Linked DNA regions of Homo sapiens: region 1 is linked to region 2. The links are chromatin loops, found by intact Hi-C in ENCODE. Cell type or tissue: Calu3. All regions are shown on one strand. Links, peaks and the distances in the headings refer to the core of each region. The heading gives the core; the rest is flanking DNA. Region 1 has its middle 46 kb from the start of MDFIC. Region 2 overlaps MDFIC (MyoD family inhibitor domain containing).

The links. A loop is a pair of places that touch in the nucleus more often than their neighbours do. Peaks named below come from ENCODE experiments on the same cell type or tissue, not always from the same donor. Only the 100,000 strongest peaks of a DNase experiment are listed, where the experiment ranks them.
Region 1: a loop joins it to region 2, with 2.1 times the contacts of the local background. A loop is called at or near these places in 2 of 110 quality-filtered maps.

Annotation. Positions count from the first base shown.
Region 1 is chr7:114,869,910-114,881,803 of GRCh38, forward strand. No RefSeq gene overlaps it. Among named protein-coding and RNA genes, the nearest start is that of MDFIC, 46 kb to the right of the region's middle. In Calu3, for the core only: no CTCF peak of the experiment used is centred there; no DNase peak of the experiment used is centred there.
Region 2 is chr7:114,974,681-114,982,680 of GRCh38, forward strand. It overlaps MDFIC (MyoD family inhibitor domain containing), which reads left to right. Exons shown (of 5, transcript NM_001166345.3): 4 at 4,826-5,101. Among named protein-coding and RNA genes, the nearest start is that of MDFIC, 57 kb to the left of the region's middle. In Calu3, for the core only: no CTCF peak of the experiment used is centred there; a DNase peak (open chromatin) is centred at 4,901.

The sequences.
Region 1 (11,894 bases), core at 1,654-9,653, 100 kb before region 2:
ACCCCAAATAATGGAACTTATAAATTATTATGGAAACCATTCTATTTCTCCCTCATTGAGAAGCAAGGGAAGAGCAAGCAATTTGAAATCTGAGGCCTTCAAAAGGTACATCACTATTGTTCCATCCTCTGAAATTCTATTCTACTAATTATCTGCATATTTAAATAATGTTAGTTTTCTCTTGGAATCCTTTAGAAATCAACACAGAGCTGGCTGATATGACCTCAGAATTAGAAAGACAGATAATCTTCCATTTGGAATTTAGGACATGCAAAATTGTATTGTTATTTATTCTTCCTTCTCTTTTAAACATCCATACTGTTGCTGCAATTAGATATTAAGTCTCTAGGGTCTGAACATTCTTTCTGTTTTGATTCTCAGCTCCTAGCAATAAATGACGGATTTCTTCTAGCAAATAAAGGTAGCTGGGTGATGATGGGAACAGAACAGAACCAACCTCCTGTGCAAATGGCTTTTATACAAGTCGTAACTTATAAACAAATTAATATTCCTCAGACATTTAAAGATAATGAATCAATAAAAATCATTAAATTATTGTTGATATATGTTTCAATGCTATTCTTAATATTTATTATAAAGTATTTATATTTTATACATTTGTTTATATATTTATTTTATTTCATTTATATTTATATAAAACATAATATGCATTTAATTTGGCCTGTTATAGTTTCATAGAAAATCTTGCTATTCAAGGTAAAATAATAATTCTTACATTCCTTTAGTGCTTTTTATTATTCAACACCCGATTTTGCTGTTTCTTTGGATTTTCAGAATCTCTGGACTGAAAGCAAAGTAGATCTTTATTTCCATGGGTCTCTTTGCTTGGACCAAAATTTGCCCCAAAAATGAAGAAAGCAAATGGTGCTCATTCTAACAACCAGTTGTGATTTTACATAAAAACGAGTTTTCATTTGGGATGATTTAAAAACAGTCTTTCTGGTTTGAAAGAAAAAAAAGATTATTCTCAAAATATATGTAGCAAAAAATAAATGACTATGTAAGAGGTGAGCATGGGTATCATCACTGTTGAATTGTGAGGTAGCCTTTGGAGGGCCCTGGTACAAGCTCCCAGTGGTGCCTGGCTCTATCAGTGGTGGACATTACAGATGAATGCCCTGGGCTCCTGGGTTTTGAAGACTAAGGATTGGAATGTTCTGTGAATTATCTGAAAACTTTTACCAAATACCAAACATGGTTTCTAAAATTGGCCTTTAAATATGTTCTTGTAAAGGAATTTCACACCTGGTATCAACAAGTACCAATAACCATTTAATGTAACTTTATACCTTAAAAGCGCCCAATCTTATTGTGCAACAGATAATTTCTATATTTAAGTACTTATCTTCTTTTCCTTCAGCATAGAATTTCTCTTAATTTTGTCCTCTTTCTGGACAAACTTCACATCTAACCCCTGCTCAGTAACTTCACCTCTTTAATTTCACAACTTGTAAAATGGGTAGATGAATAAGACTTGATTCATAAATATTGTATTAGTTACATAAGATGAAACATGTCAAGTAATTAATAGATTAATTTTCACATTCTGGGATCTCAAATAATTGCAGGTATTATTAATAATAATTAAAATATATTTCAAAAGGGCTTTCTTCATATAGCTATTTATAAAGTCACATAAAGATAAGTTATCATTTGGGGTAGGTTTGAAACAATTTTCAGTATACTTGAAAACATCTTCCAACTACATATTTAAAGGATTTTTCAGATAATATAAAGAAAAGTTTATTTCAGATAATGCAGAGAAACAACTTTTATGCAAAATAATTTGCCTGATCTTTACATAAACCTTCCAAATTGCTATTACCGACCCCTTTTTACAAATGTGAATCTGAGCCTCCATAGGATCATCTGTAACCTGCCCAGCAAAATTGTACTGTTAAAAGTTAGCTGAGCTGGAACTCAAACTCAGGCTTTGACTCCCAGTCCAGTGCTCTTTCCACTCCGTCACAGTTTAATATCCAAGACCTTTTGTAACTTTGGCCACTCCTGCTTGTTAAGCACAACATTAAAGCTTTGCATACCATACTGTTTATTTTATTACCTTCTGTTTTTCAATAAGTAACAAACTATAGTGATCTTGGGGCTATCAATCTTTACTGGCTAAGAGTTATATTGGTAATTTGAAACCCAATTCTCTCTCACTCTTGAGATTCCTCTTACATTATGCCATCTGCCTTGAAGAGGGACATCATTAGATACAATGGTGGAAGCTCCTCGCTATGTCTCCTGTAATGATGGGAACTTGCTGTTCATTTTAAAATAAAGATTCCCCTCTCTTCCTCTCAGATTGCAAATCAAAATTTGACGGACTTCTGCACTAGTGCTTCATTTTTTCCTGGTGGATACTGTCAACCACATCATTAAATATGATTTCCCTTGATGTTACAAGCTTAGAGAACATTTTGAGTTCACCTCTAACAAGTGGACTCCACGTCATGAATCTGTGTCTTGCCCTTATTTCTGGCATCTCCTTCCTTTCCTGCTTTATGTTCTTTTTCTCTCATTTTTCCTGTAAGTTTGAAATTATTTTTATTTTGCTACACCATATGCACATTTGTAAATACCTAAATTCTTTCTGGAACAAATCAATCATGCAACTCCAGCTTTTGTATGTAGTTAATCATTTGATTCCTGGATACCTGGCTGTTCCAAAAAAAAAAAAAATCTAGAGATACCATACATTTTATCTTGCTTTTCTTCAGCTAGCCAATTTATGGTATAACATTGTTAGGATCCGTAAGAGGTTTAGGACTGCTTCTGAGCAGTGACTATGACATAAAAAGATTAGCTATCCCTGCAGAAAGTTGTAAACAGTTTTCTCTATGTGAGAATTATTAGATCACAGAAGATTTTGCTGAGAAAATTGTAGGAAAAAAATACAACCTTTCTTATTAGTCATTTTTTTAAATAGACAAGGCATTAAAAACTATACCATGGAAGAGAATGCTCAGCTGAAGACTGGATTGACTGGAAGCCCCAAGACTCTAAGTGAAATCTCTCATTCATAAATCAAATGATTGGATAAAGATTCTGCTTAGAAAAAAATTTTCATTCCTTTACATAATACTTTAGTCTCTTACAAAACATTTATTTAAAATATTTCAAATAGTGCCATCCAACTGCCTTCCCTTTCCACTGACCTCCTACCCAGCACCTTTAAATTGGGCAGCAGGAGATGTTGTACTGAACATATTATCTCTATAATTTCTCAGGCCCCTCAGCTGGAGTTCAGGATCAATTCTCACACTTTAATCCTATCTGCCAAAGAATTTTTAAACTACATAACTGACAAATAACCTCAGCTGTAATTTATGGATCTTTCCTCCATGGGAAATAGATAGTTATATCTGGTTTTTCATAAAAATTGCCTTATAACACTGTAAAAGCTGAGAGATCTTATTAGGACCACTGACTACACACACACACACACACACACACACACACACACACACACACACACACAACAGAGCAACAGCAAAACAGCAGCCACATTTTGTGTCTTTAATGAAGGATACATTCTGTATGTAGCCCCATTAGATTTCTCATTCTCAGTCTAATGTTATTATATTCCTTTTTTAAAATGTTTAAATTTCATTGATACTCTTCCAATTCCCTCTCCCAAAAGGGTATTCTGGTCACATCATTATCTGCCTTCCTAATTAGAATATTATTACTTTAGGAAAAGCATGATATGTAATGTATTTAGATGGTGGTGTTTATTGAGTTGCATATGTATTTATGTGAAAGATAGCAATTTTAAAAAATCTCATGTATATATCAAGACTCCATAATGCTTCCTTATGTATCCAATTGCTTATCTGTCATCCACATCCAGGCTTTTTAAGAGGTCAGTATGTATAAAACTATATCATTATCCCTCCTTATACGTAGTCCTCTTTCCATATTCATATTTCAGTGAATGCCATGACCATCTTGTTTTTCCTCAATGAGCATTTTAATACGCTATCTCCTAAATAGCCCCTAAGTCTATCTGCTCCCCTTCTCCCCCAGTGTTATTGTAACCACTCCCCTGAATTAACATCATAGGCTCCGAACCCAATTCTTCTCCTGGATTTTGTGGTCTTATGCTATTTCCACTCATTCTCCAAATGTAACCGGAAAGACCATCCCAAAATGTAATACAAACCTTTTTAAATGCCCATTTAAAACCCTTTGGGGTGGTTGTTGGTCTACTTTATTTTTTATTCTTTTAGAAGAAATTTAAACTATTTAACATGGCTAAGATTTCTTCCAGGTTTGCTTCCTTCTTTAGCCTCACCATTCCCCTTCTGAATAATCCATTGCTTTAGTTGTAGGAAGCTGTCTTTATTTTTACAATGGATTTTGTATTTCTATTGACTCATTGTCCTTCCTTTTTAGATAAGAAATCTTGCCCAGTGACCCTTTCCTCTACCAGAACTCACTTAGGTATCCCTGCTGCTAGATACTTGGATATGATTTCCCCACTTTTACTACTTGTCCACTGTATTTTAATTGTTTACGTTATGTCTGTATCTCCCCACCAGATTGTAAGCAATCTGTGTCCTGTTCATCTTCTAATATACACCACCAACACCCAACATTACTCAGTTCATACATTTTCAGTGCATTTTTTCTCTTGTTCTCCAGCTTTCTTTTCATATCCCCTTAGTAGCAACTTATGTTACAGCCTCATTGTTTAAATTATGCTAGAAAATACTCATATTAAAGATTCAATTACATATAAAAATAAAAATATACTAAATGACTACTAAATTCTGTCAAACACTTAAAGATACTTACTATGGGGACATCAAAATAAGACTTAATTTGCTAAAATATTTTTTATGTTACTGAAAACAAGATGTTTCAAACCTTAGCATATTTCTAGGTTGTATCACTCCTTTTATTTTATCTTTTTCTCATAGGCAATATTTTTTTTCCTATTGAACATATGATATAGCTATTATTATCTTGATTTATATGCTGGAAATAATGAAGTTGGAAAAAGGGTTTAAGAAGTAATTCTTATGCCCCTTGATAAGGCTGGACTTAAAACTTCTGAATGATAAACCTGTTTAATTTCAAAACAACCTGAGAATGTATGCTTCAGGAACAATGTAGCATGGGCTTCAATTATAACCAATTTTATATAAAGATAGAATGCAATTTGTTCAAAAATTGTATTTTGACAATGGGTAATACTGCTTGACATTACAAAATACTGCAAAACATTTTATAGTGGACTTATAAGTAACTTAAATACTGAAATATTTATGTATACATTCAGATAGCAAAAATAAAATATTGGTCATATTTTCCCATTTGGAAAACTTTAGTGTTTCTTTGAGCAACATGATAAAAATCTAAGTTTAACAAATAGAGTAAGTTTGTAGTTCATTCCCAGCTCTGTGACCCCTTGCTTGTCTTTTCCTGTTTAGTTTTTAGCTTACTTGGTTACATAACCATTGCTTTTACTTAAAGGTCAGCCAAGAGTAAAGTTATATCTTGCTGGAGGTGAGATGTAAACAATGTCTGATCTTGCCCTGCCATTTTTCTTAAATCTTCCACAGAGCTGGGTGAAAATGTGCCAGTATTCATAAAAGAAGATTATGTTTTAGAATCTGTATTGTATTATTCAATAAATATTTCAAGGTGTCTGCAAACAGGGATTAATGGGTATTATATTTCAGGAAACCAGAAAAGTATCAACCCAAAGAATTAAATAAAACACTCATGTTTGATGCTCATATAAACTGTAACTTAAAATAAAATGTGTGTAAACTTCCCTTTCCTTTTGTTTCATTTTCTTGTCATAAAATAACACAGAATAAAATGAAATGAGACGAAAATGAAAAGATATTTTAAAAATCTAAAATTGACCTTCACACTGAAAAGCAATGCCTTTCTTCAGTCATCAGTGCTAATAGTCAGCAATGGTGTCTGTGTGCAATTAAAACATCTGGATGAAAAATACATGCGTTAACATCTCAGCGTTATCTTTCACTAACACTGCACTGTACACTAGTGCAACTGGAGGCATCTGGACATGAGGAGACAGTACTATAAAATATTTCAACACAAATTTTGGGTGTAGTAGGTATTCAAACATCCAATTTTATTAAAATGACTGAATTCTATGGAATTATTGGCTTTTAAAAAACGTATTCTATTTATGTCATTATTAGAAAAGCGTTTGTACATTATGAGTTGGATCTTCATCAATACTTGTACTTGAGAGACTCATTAGTGATCTTAAATGAGTTTCATTTTTTACTTTTTTAATTTTTTGTGGGTTCATAGGTGTATATATTTATGGGGTACATGAGATATTCTGGTACAGGTATGCAATGCAAAAATGGAAAATTGCATCATGGAAAATTGGGTATCCATTCCCTCAAGCATTTATCCTTTGTTTTACAAACAATCCAATTATACTCTTTCAGTTATTTTAAAATGCACAATTAAATTATTATTGAATATAGTTTCCCTGTTGTCCTATCAAATACTAGGTCTTATTCATTCTACCTATTTTTTTGTACTCACTAACCATTCCCACTCCCTCACCCTGCTTCCCCCACTACCTTTCCCAGTCTTTGGTAACCATCCTTCTATTCTCTATTTCCATGAGTTCAATTGTTTTGATTTTCAGATCCCATATATAAGTGAAAACATGCCAAGTTTGTCTTTCAGTGCCTGGATTATTTCACTTAACATAACGACCTCCAGTTACATCCATGTTGTTGCAAATGACAGAATCCATTCTTTTTTAGAATGAGATTCTGGATAGTACTCCATTGTGTATAAGTACCACATTTTATTTATCTATTCATCTGCTGATGGACACTTAGGTTGCTTCCAAATCTTGGCTATTGTGATCAGTGCTGCAACAAACATGGGAGAGCAGATATCTCTTCGATATACTGATTTTTTGGGGGGTATACACCCAACACTGGGATTGCTGGATCATATGGTAGCTTTATTTTTAGTTTTCTGAGGAACCTACAAACTGTTTTCCATAGTGGTTGTACTAATTTACATTCACACCAACAGTGTACAAGAAATCATTTTTCTCTAAATCCTCACCACCATTTGTTATTGCCTGTCTTTAGGATAAAGTTATTTTGATTAGGGTGAGATGACATTTCATTGCAGTTTTGATTTGCATTTCTCTGATGATCATTCATGGTGAGTACCTTTCCATATGCCTATTTGCCATTTGTATGTCTTTCTTTGAGGAATGTCTATTCAAATCTTTTTCCCATATTTAAATCAGATTATTAGATTTTTTTCTATAGAGTTGTTTGAGCTGGTTATTTTCTGGTTATTAACCTTTTGTCACATGGGTAGTTCGCAAATATTTTCTTCCATTCTATGGGTTGTCTCTTCACTTTGTTGATTGTTTCCTCCACTGTGCAGAAGCTTTTCAAATTGATATCATTTCATTTGTCCATTTTCCTTTGGTTGCATGTGCTAATGGGGTATTACTCAAGAAATTTTTGCCCAGACCAATGTCCTGGAGAGTTCCTTCAATGTTTTCTTGAAGTAGTTTCATAGTTTGAGATCATAGATTAAGTATCTAACTCATTTTGATTTGATTTTTGTATAAGGTGAGAGATAAAGGTCAAGTTTCCTTCTTCTGCACATGCCTATTAAGTTTTCCCAGCCCCATTTGTTGAAAAGACTGTCTTTTCTGTAGTGTATGTTCTTGTCATCTTTGTCAAAAATAAATTCACTGTAGGTGTATGGATTTGTTTTTGGGTTGTGTTCTGTTCCATTGGTCTATGTGTCTGTTTTTATGCCAGTACCATGCTGTTTGTGTTACAATAGCTTTGTAGTACAATTTGCAGTCAGGTAACGTGATTCCTCCAGTTTTGTTCTTTTTGCTTAGAATAGCTTTGGCTCTTTTAGGTCTTATGTGATCCATATAAATTTTAGGATTGCTTTCTTCTCTTTCTGTGAAGAATGTCATTGGTATTTTGATAGAGATTGCATCAAATCTGTAGATTGAGTAGTATGGACATTTTAACAATATTGATTCTTCCAATCTATAAACAAGAAATATCTTCCATTTTATTGTGTTCTCTTCAAATTCTTTCATCAGTGTTTTATAGTTTTCATTGTGAATATCTTTCACTTCTTCAGTTAATTCCTAGGTATTTAATTTAATTTGTGGCTATTGTAAATGGGATTACTTTTCTGATTTGTTTTTCAGCGTTCACTGTTGGCATACGGAAATGCTACTGATTTTCATTAGGTGATTTTGTATTCTGCAACTTTACTAATGTTGTTTATCAGTTTTAATAACTTTTTAGTGGAGTCTTTAGGTTTCTCCAAATATAAGATCATATCATCTGCAAACAAGGATAATTTAACTTCTTCCTTTTCAATTTGGATGCCCTTTATTTCTTCTCTTGTCTGATTGCTCTAGCTAAGACTTCCAGTACTATGTTGAATAACAGTGGTGACAGTGGGTATCCTTGCTATGTTCCCAATCTTAGAGGAAAGGCTTTCAGTTTTTCCCCATTCACTATGATACTAGAGGTGGGTCTGTCATATATGGCTTTCATTTTGTTGATGTATGTTCCTTCTATACCCATTTTTTTTAGGATGTTTATCATGAAGGGATGGTGACCTTTATCAAATGTGTTTCCAGCATCAATTGAAATAATCATATAGTTTTTGTACTTAATTCTGTTGATATGATGTATCACATTGATTGATTTGCATATGATGAACCGTCCTTGCATCCCTGGAATAAATCTAAGTTGGTTACGATGAAAGATCTTTTTAATGTATTGTTGAATTTCGTTTGCTAGTATTTTATTGAGGATTTTTGCATCAATATTCATCAGAGATATTGGCCTGTAGTTTTATTTTTTGATGTGCCTTTGTATGGTTTTGATATCAGGGTAACACTGGCCTTGTAGAATGAGTTTGGAAGTATTCCCTCACCCTCTATTTTTCAGAACAGTTGAGTATGATTAGTAATAGTTCTTTAAATGTTTGGTAGAATTCAGCAGTGAATCCATTGGGTCCCAGGCTTTTCTCTACTAGTCAACTTTTTATTACAGCTTCAATCTCATTAATTGTTACTGGTCTGTTGAGGTTTTGTATTTCTTCAAGGTTTAGTCTTGGTAGGTTTTATATGTCTAGGAATTTATCCATTTAAAAAAATTTTCCAGTTTATTGGCATATAGTTGCTCATAGTTGCCACTAATGATCCTTTGAATTTCTGCAGTATCAGTTGTAATGTCTCCTTTTTTATCTCTGATTTTAATTATTTGGGTCTTCTCTCCTTTTTTCTTAGTCTAGATAAAGGTGTGTCAATTTTGTTTATCTTTTAAAAAAACCAACTTTTTGTTTCGTTGATCTTTTGTATTGTTTTCTTCATTTCAAATTCATTTATTTCTGCTTTGATCTTTATTGTTTATTTTCTCCTACTAATTTTCAGTTTGGTTTGCTCTTGCTTTCCTATTTCTTTAAGATGCATCATTAGATTATTTATTAGAAGCTTTTCTTCTTTTTTGATGTAAGCACTTACAGCTATACATTTCCCTCTTAGTACTGTTTTCCCTGTATCCAACAGGTTTTCATATATTGTGTTCTCATTATCATTTTTTTCAAGAAATTTTTCAATGTCCTTCTTTATTTTTTCCTTGACCCATTAGTCACTCAGGAACATATTGTTTAATTTCCATGTGTTTTTATGGTTTCCAAAATTCTTCTTGTTATGGACTTGCAGTTTTAGTCTATTGTGGTCAGAAAAGATGTTTGGTATTATTTCAACTATTTTGAATATTTTAAGACTCATTTGGTGACCTAACATATGCTTTATTCTTGAGAATGAACCATGTGCTGAGGAGAAAAATGCATATTCTGCAGTCATTGGACGAGATGTTCTATAAACATCTATTAAGTCCATCTGTTCTTTAGTACAGATTAAGTCTAATGTTTCTTTGTTGATTTTCTGTCTGAGAGATCTGTCCAATGCTGAAAGTGGGGTGTTGAAGTATCCAGCTATTATTGTATTGGTGTCTATCTCCCTGTTTAGGAGAGATAACATTTGCTTTATATATCTGGGTGTGCCAGTGTTGAGTGCATATATATTTAAAATTGCTATATCTTCTTGCTGAATTGACCCCGTTATCATTATATAATGACATTCTTTGTCTCTTTTTTTAGTTTTTGTCTTAAAATCTATTTTGTCTCATGTAAGTATAGCTACTACTGCTCTGTTTTGGTTTCCATTTACAGGGAATATTTTCTTCCAACTCATTATTTTCAGTCTATATGTATCTTTATAGGTGAAGTGTGTTTCTTGTAGGCAACAGATCACTGGGTCTTGTTTTTTATTGTATTCGTTCAACCACTCCATGTCTTTTAATTGGAGAGTTTAGTCCATTTACATTCAATGTTATTTTTGATAAGTAGTGACTTACTTCTGTCATTTTGTTATTTGTTTTCTGGTGGTTTTGCAGTCTTCTCTTCCTTCTTTCCTGTCCTCCTTTTAGTGAAGGTGATTTTCTCTGGTAGTAGGCTTTAATTTCTTGCTTTATTTTTCAATTTGAGGTCACCATGAGGCTTGCAAATACTATCTTATAATCCATTATTTTAAACTGGTAACACCGATTGCATAAACAAAGATGCAAAAAGAAAACTAATATAAACTCTACACTTTAACTCAGCCCCCACCCCACTTTTTAACTTTTTTCATCTCTCTTGATGTCTTATTGTACTATGTCATGAAAAGTTGTTGTAGTTGTTATTTTTGATTGGTTCATCATTTAGCCTTTGAACTTAAGTCAAGAGAAGTTTCCACACCACAATTACATTGTTATACTATTCTGTGTTTTTCTGTGTGCTTACTATTACCAGTGAGTTTTATAGCTTTAGATTATTTCTTCTTGTTCACTAAGATCCTTTTCTTTCAGACTGAAGAACTCCCTTTAGCATTTCTTGCAGGACAGCTCTGGTGTTGATAAAATCCCTCAGCTTTTGTTTATCTGGGAAGTTCTTTATTTCTTCTTCATGCTTAATGGATTTCTCTAGATAAACTATTCTAGGGTAAAAGGTTTTTTTTTTGTTTTTTTTGTTTTTGTTTTGTTTTGTTTTGTTTTTTTATCCTGGCACTTTAAATATGTCTTATCATTCTCTCCTGGCCTGTAAAGTTTCCACTGACAAGTGTGCTGCCAGACATACTGGTGCTCCATTGTATGTTACTTGTTTCTTTTCTCTTGCTGCTTTTAGCATCCTTTCTTCATCCTTGATCTTTGGGAGTTTGATTAATAAATGCCTTGATGTAGTCTTCTTTGGGTTAAATCTACTTGCTGTTCTATAACCTTCTTGTACTTGAATGTTGATGTCTTTCTCTAGGTTTGGGAAGTTATTTCTTATTAGCCGTTTGAATATACTTTCCACTCTTATCTCTTTCTCTACTTCTCTTTTAAATCCAATAACTTTTCTATTTACCCTTTTAGTCTATTTTTGAGATCTTGAGGTGTGCTTCTTTTTTTAATTCCTTTTTATTTTGTCTCCTCTGACTGTGTATTTTCAAATAGCCTCTCTTCAAGTTCACTAATTCTTTCTTCTCTGAGTGGTTCTGCTATTAAGAGACTCCAACTCATTGTTTAGTACAGCAGTTGCATTTTTCAACTCTGTAATTTCTGCTTGATTCTCTTGAGTTAATTCAATCTCTTTGTTAAATTTATCTGACAGAATTCTGAATTCCTTCTCTGTATTATCTTGGATTTTTTTGAGTTTCCTCAAAACAGCTGTTTTGAATTCTCTGTCTGAAATGTCGCATATCTGTTTGTCCAGGATTGGTCCTTGGTGCCTTATTTAGTTCATTTGGTGAGGTTACGTTTTCCTGG
Region 2 (8,000 bases), core at 1-8,000:
ATAGTTATTACTAGCTACAATATCACCAGTTTTTTAAAAAAATTGTCAAAAGAAGTTCATGCTATTGACTCATTTACTCCCATATTTATTATTCTTATTGAAAATCGCTAGACCTAATTCTATTGGTTTCCTTCCTGATTGAAAACATTTGAACCTAGAAAGTGCAGTATTTCTTAAGTCATTTGTAACTATTCATCATGGATATTAAAATTACAATCATGCTGTATTGTGTCAGCAATGTTTTTTTTTTTTAATCTTTACACATATGCTAAGCCGGTGACCAATGCTATCCAGGTTTGAAGATGCTGAATGTTCTTATAAGTGGTATTTGAAATTTTGATGTGTATTGCATTCATTACTGAATATCAAGAATACTTTTTTTTTGCTAGTATTATGGAGTAAATTTAAAATGGGGTCTTTTGTAGAAGCACCTATCCTGTTTAGAATGATATAACAGATGCTGAATGTTCACATATCAAACAAAATGCCAGCTTTCTTTAGAAAAGAGGTGTCAAAAAGTTTCTTTGTACCTTTAACGCATGTGATTATGTAGTACAAAATGCAGAGTTTGTAAAATTTCGTGAACATACAGGCAAAAAAATGAATAATTCAAAACAACTCATAAGTTCTACATTCTATTGTCCCTTTATAACGCAGGCAGAAGATAGCAGTGCACTCCCAATAGAGCTGAATTTGCACAAGTTACACCTCTGAAAAATGCCAGATGGTCTATGGTCTACTTTTGAGAGCTGTCACATATGTAAAGATTTGAAAAAAGAAAGACAGCTGAATGAGAGCAGTGGATCATTAAAGGGAGAGTGAGGGTCCCTAGGCATCACTTGTGTTTTAAGAAGCATTGTGTCGTTTCCATATTAGCATGCTTTTTTTTTTTTTAAAGCCATACACAACTTTGACACAATAAGGAAGGAAATCTGTTTAAAGCCAAGTTGTTGTGGTTTAATCCGTCAGGTGTTTTTGTTCTTCATTTGAAAATAAAATCATGTTTCCTACTTGGTTTTAACTCTAATTTTACCATAAGATTCAAGTCATACCCATAAATAATTAACAATAAAGTTAAATTTAATTTCTGTTGAGATAGCTAATGTATTTAAGGCTTATCCAGTTTTGATTTGACTTACGTAATACACACATCTGGCAAAATCATTCAACTAATAAATATTTTAATGTTAAAAAAACTAGAGTAAAGGGATAATACTTGGTTATCTGATCATAATCCAAACTATAGTGAAAATAATTAGGTGACAGTGAAACAAAAATAATGTACTATTATTTATCTGCCAACAGAAATGGATATCATTTTAAAGATTGAAATGTAGATAAACCATTAAGGATGCGTGAGAATATCACTCCAGCCATACCTAGTAATTTGCAAATAGTCAATTTTGATAGCAGAAAAAGGTCAAATATGTCAGTTTTAGAATTTGGTAGCCAGGATACAAGTGTCTTTTACCACTCTTATTTTTATTTACTAAAAATATTTATTACATAGTAATTCTAAATTTATTTTGAATTATGAAATATGACAAGACATTTTTGATTGACAAGGAGTCTCCCCAGCTTTGGTCAATGACATTTCAACTCAATCAAGCTCTCAGATTGCTTGAATTATTCTTTCCAGAGGAAAAAGTGGCTTTCCAGAGGAAAAACCAAATTAGGTTTAACTGTCTTTTTTGGCATCTTTTTAAATATGTATGCATAACTAGCTTTATGTTCAATAGCGGTCATTAGAATGTCATTCTAGTTGATACAAGAAGTTACAGAAGCAGCAAATTCATCTCTAAATCAAACCATTGCACACCCGTAGAAATAGATCTCCTTTTACAGAGGCTTTGTAGATTTTAGTTATGAAAAGGGCATATATAACTGCTAAACAGATGTTTACTTTTAGACTATTATTCCTCTTTATCACTAAAGAACTGAAAAACGGTAACAGGATGTTCTATATTAGTTTTTATAAATCAGATATTAATGCTAATAGACTTGGTGTGAAAGTGTACATTTAAGTAAAAAATCCATCATTTTTCTTAAAATATGCTAATAAATGAGTAGAATATTTTGATATGTTAAGATGTTTTTCTTCACAATACATAGGATGTATGAACAAGAACTGAAGTAAACAATGGCTTACTAAAGACTTACTCAGATGCAAACTGTCTTTTTTTTTTCTGAAAAATGCTTCAAGTCTTACGTAGTCACCAAAGATAATAAGTCCTCTTTAGCACATTTATCAACCCCACGTATAACTGTTACAACCTTAAATGTAATACTTTTCCAAGTGGAAGAGTTCTTCATAGTCTTATGTAATTTACATTTCATAATTGCTTATAATCGCGAACAGAAAAAAAGACTAATTAAAACAGTAAGTTTTAGATTTTGAAATTCCAGGAAAGTATAGCACAGTAAAATTTTCACAATGAATGTTTTTTGTTGTTGCTGGTGATTTTGCTGAAAAGCTGTGATATATAGCTTTGCTTAAAATGTATATAATGAAGATAATGATGATTTTAATACTTAATCGATGTAAACAGATAACTTTTGGGGGGCATCAAGGCTTTTAGCTGCAAATATCTTGGCTAATTTAAATAGAAAATAAATTTATTAGCAGCACATAGATGCTCCCAGAGTTATACAGACAAGGATCATGTCCATCCATTCAGTAGGGCTGTTCTGTTGAAAACCCCACTGCTGTAGCACTGGGCCACTGTTTTGCTAGGAGGTGAGGGACACCATAAGTTGTCCCTCACTGCTAAAATCAACAAATACCTCTTCACTCCCTGTGTTGAGAGGCTCCACCACCCTGGTGTGGCTAACAGCTTGCATTGATCACTTCCAAATGCAAGCCATACTTCTCTTCTGGCAGAACTTAGGTCACATCCTTGTCCTCTAGCTCCAGAGTAGCCTAGGGATGTCGTAGAGGAATTTACCTAACTCCATGAGTGTGACCAGAATGCTGGACAACACAACACAACAGGTGAATATTCACATTTGTTTTATGATTCATTGTCTAAAAAATCATATTTGTTTGTGCTTATGCTATTAAAACAGTCTCCTCTATTTACACTTTAAATAAAAAGTTTTGTTTTTTATATATAGGCATTTAATACATTTGGAATTTACATGTACTAATTATATTAAGTATACTATACCCAAATATTAATTGTATAAATATTAACATTTATATAATTAATTATATTTTATTTATATATTTTATATATCACATAAATATTATATATGTATTATATAATAATTACATAATCAACATAATTATATTAGATTATATTGATATAACCATTAATATTTATATTAATATTATTATATTAATTGGTATAATAAAATAATTATGCATATTATTTATATTGTACCCAAATATGTAGGTGTGTGCATGTCTACCTTATATTAATATATGAGTCCCATATTTGGGGCTCAATAATTTCATAAGCTTCATTGGCTTGTATGTCTATGCCTGGTCCAATGCTGTACTGCTTTAGGTGCTGTGATAGAAATATCTCATACATCAAATCCTACAACCCTCTTTTTCTTCTAAAAATTTCCTTGGTCTTTCTTGATTACTCTTCCATATACATTTTTGGATCAGCTTGTCAAGTTCCATAAACAAGCCTGTTGGAAATGTTATGGAAATGGCATTAAATAATAAATCGGAGAGAATTAACATAATTAACATATTTATACTCTCTCCACTTATTTGGGTTTTTTCTATGACTTTCAGTAGTGTTTTGTAATTTTTGCCATAAAACCTCTGCCCATTTTTTTCTAGTTTAATTCCAAAATACGTATAGCATCTTTTGTTTGTTTGTTGGCTTGTTCTTTCTTTTTTTGCTATTGTGAAGAGTTATTTTTCTTGTTTATTTGTTAATCGGTTATACTCTTTGCTTACAGGAGCATTGTTGATTTTATATGGTTGTGTATCAATCTTGCTACATTTTTAGACTTTCAGTTTTTATAGTCTTAAACTTAGATTATATATATACTATATATTTGAATGTTCCCCAGAACATCCAAATCTGTGCACATCTCAAAAATTTTGTTCATTCCTGTCTAGAAGTCAGACCTATTAAATTTCTTTGTCTTGTTTATTGCTTGTACTATGATCTCCTGCACAATATTGCATAAGTCACGTAAGGGTGGGCATTTGACATACTTCTAAAGTCCTGACATTTAATTTTGGTAGATATGTTTTATTAAAGAAATTATCTTGTATTCCTAATTTTTCATAACTTGTTTATTTAAAAATCAAATTAAAGAATAAATATAGAAAAGATTTTCTTCTGCAGGATTCACAATGGGATTTTTTTTAAAAACACTGTATTTTTCTTTGTATTGTCTGGCTTTGAATACCAGAACTTATCATTTCTTTCCTTTTATTTGAAAAGACAATTGAGTAGTTTGTTATTAGTAGTAGTATTGAGATAACACTGTTGTGTCTATGCACAAAGAGGGCTCAGCATATAGAAAATAATCAACATTCTCTGAATGAGTCTTAAATTACCTTTTCAGATTTCTAACTTAAATTTTCTTTAAAACCGCCCAAAACAGTATTTCTATGGTCTACTTTTTATATCCTTGTACAAACCCACTTTTGATGACCCCGTTCCCATTTTCCATTTTAGTAAATTATACTTTCTCTATGTCTATGTTAGTATTTTTCTTTCTTTTCTTTGTTGCCTCTTCAGTGTTAGTATTATGGGTAAAACCCCAAATCTCTGTTACTGAATGTATTTTCATTATTTTAAAATATTAATTTCTTTTTCTTTAACTGGCTGACTTTTTCCTGTTTTTAATTTAGCCCAACCTCAGCGCTTGCCTCAGCTTCAGACTTCAGCCCAGGTGCCAAGTGGTGAGGAAATAGGCAAGATAAAGAACGGCCACACAGGTCTGAGCAATGGAAATGGAATTCACCACGGGGCCAAACACGGATCCGCAGATAATCGCAAACTTTCAGCACCTGTTTCTCAAAAAATGCATAGAAAAATTCAGTCCAGCTTGTCTGTAAACAGCGATATCAGTAAGAAGAGCAAAGTAAATGCTGTCTTTTCCCAAAAGACAGGCTCTTCACCTGAAGGTAAGTTTGAGATATATGTAGATTTTATTTGACCAGATGTAAAATAATATTTCCTGGTAATTATTTGATCAAGCATATATAATTGAAGAATCTTGCTTATCCTTCAGACAAACAGGAATTTTGGTAAAATGCAGATTAACTTTCCCAAAGGAAAGCACAAGATAGAAAAGGAAGCAGTGGCAGCTGACATCCTGCTTTTAGATAATCGTCTTCTAGAGTGAATAGTCATTACTTTAAATATAACTGCTATACTTCTTTTTTTAATGCCACATTTAAAAATATAAATACAACATTTTGATGGCATACATGAGTGTGTGTGTGTATTTTTATCCCTCCCTGATGCAATATGTTATTCTATAGTTCAGAGATAAGATTACCTGCTTGTATTTTTGTCTTGCAAATCGGTTCTTAAATAGACAAAGCTAAAATGAGAGAAAGATTAGGTAATTTTCATGCTCTTGCCAGGGAATAGGCCAGGTGATTTCTGTTGCTTGACTGACCAGCATCTTCCAGCCGCCACGTTGGCCAGCACCTGCAACCATCTCCACTCCCATCCCATTTCAGCCTCACTGTGGTCTGGTCTTCACCTCCTCCTTTAGAGACACTTGGCTGTGTTCTCTGTCCCCTGGAGAACTAGTTATTACCTCTTCAGTTCTATCTCATCCTGCCCTTGGCTGGGTTAAAAGCAGGTTAAATACTATGAACCTGAGAAAGTTCTTTATTAATCAAATTGCACATGGTGACAATTAAAACAGACTCCCTTTACATGATTCATTGTATTATATTTCAAAAATAAAAATCTCCCATATTTAAGGATCCAAATTTCTTTCCATGTATCCATGGTTCTCTGGTTTTCCTCCTTTCCCCTTTTAGCAGTTATTGGATGTCTAAAGTCTTGAATCTGTTATATGTATCTGATATACATATATTTCTCCTTATTCCCCTTTCCTTTCTATTTTGCTATGAAATCTTAAGTAAGAGAAATTTTGTGGAATGCCTCTGTGAAGTTGGTCATGCTTATTCATAGAGACAAATTGAGTTGTAAATAGGAAATTGTATTGAGAATTACCAGTAATGAGTGGGAGAAAGGATATTGCATTTTGGCTACAGGTGTCTCAAACTCAACTGAGATAAAGTGTTAGGTTGATCAAATGATATGATAATAAATGGTCTGCATAGTTCCAGGTCAGTGACACTACTTTCCAAACTAATTAGATTGAAAGGGACTTGATTGACACTTTAAAATGAGTTTGACATGTAAGCTGCATGGTCATCTCTGAAGCATAGGTAGGCTGTTAACTAAACTGGCTCTCCAAGGAGTTGGGAAAGCAATGCAATTTTCTTTAGAGGATCTTCGCTTCTAGGTGATCGGGTGAAATAATTGAATGCAATTGAAATGTACTTGTTTTATACATTTGAATTCACTTATTACGTCCCTAACCTCTTATTTTCCATTTGATATTTACTTATTTTTGTATTAAAGAATGGTAACATTCGCATATCAGTCCTAACTTGAAATAGCTTATGGAATGTTTATAAATTTTTTTATTATTGCTTGCCTTTAATACCATGTCTGAATTTATTTGTAATGTAGGAATGCAGCTTCATAAGTAACATACGAAGGAGGAAGAAAATCACCGGTATATGAATGAGATACAGTTTTACTCTTCCTCTTTCTCTCCCTTCTCCTTTATTCTCCCCCTTCCCTCCCTCTTTTACTTTTTCTTTCTCTTCTCTCATGCTCACATTCACACTTATGGCCTACCACAGAGCTCTGGATAAGGGAAGTCCCTTGTAATCTGTGTAATCTGCTTTTATCACAAAATATGTTCCAGATTGGGTTGGAGACATGAGGAGCATAAAATACAAATTTAAATGTATAAACACATTTTGCAAAGTCTTATCCATATCTTCATTGTAAGACTATAGAATTTAGACAATTGTAGGTTTGTTTTATTGTGATTGCTTGAATCTAGATTAAAATTTGATTGTCCATATTTTTCTCAAAGTTCGATATCTTCATGATTTGTTAGTATTTAAGGTTGTGCCCTAAAATTTTGTGTTTCTTCTGACTTTCAGTTTTGAAGTTATGTTTATTCTCTGGCAATGTACTGTAATAAAAACCAAAACCAAAACAAAACAAAAAATCCGTTGAACTGGTAGATGGCAAATTAAAAGGAAAAACATTCTCAATTCTGCCACCAGCTTGCTGGGGTACTTGAGTTTCTATGGGCCTGCTTTTTCTGTGGAATGAAGGGTTTGGATTAGATAATTTTAAAAATTAAGTTCGGTTCCAAGATTCTGTGAGTCTCTTTTTACAGCACCTGCTTGACTCTCAGGATAGATCTCTTGCTCTATAGAATATGTGATCTCTTGTTGAGGAAACACCTAAAACCTGATGTGCAGAATGGGGCAGGGGCAGAAACAGTTGTGGTGAACAGAAATAGCACCTGAATTTCAGGAGGCCCATATGTCAGAACAGTAGGCCTTGAATAGGCAGCATGATTTATTGTGCAAATAAAAATGGATGGAAATGATTTTTTTATAAAGCAATAAGAATGGGGAGATTTAGTGGCTAGGTGTCTTAGTCTATTTGTGCTGCTATAACAAAATACCTGAGACTAAAGTTTGGTCAGGTTGGCTCATATCTATAATCCCAGCAGTTTGAGAGGGCCACTGGGGAGGATCGCTTGAGACCAGGAGTTCAAGACCAGCCTGGGCTACATAGCAAGATCTCATCTCTACAAAAAAGAAAAAAAAAAATCTACCTGGGCACAGTGGCATGCACCTGTAGTCTTAACTACTCAGGAGGCTGAGGTGGGAGGACCATCTGAGCCCAGGAGTTTGAGGTTACAGTGAGCTATGATTGTGCCACTATATTCCAGCCTGGGTGACAGAG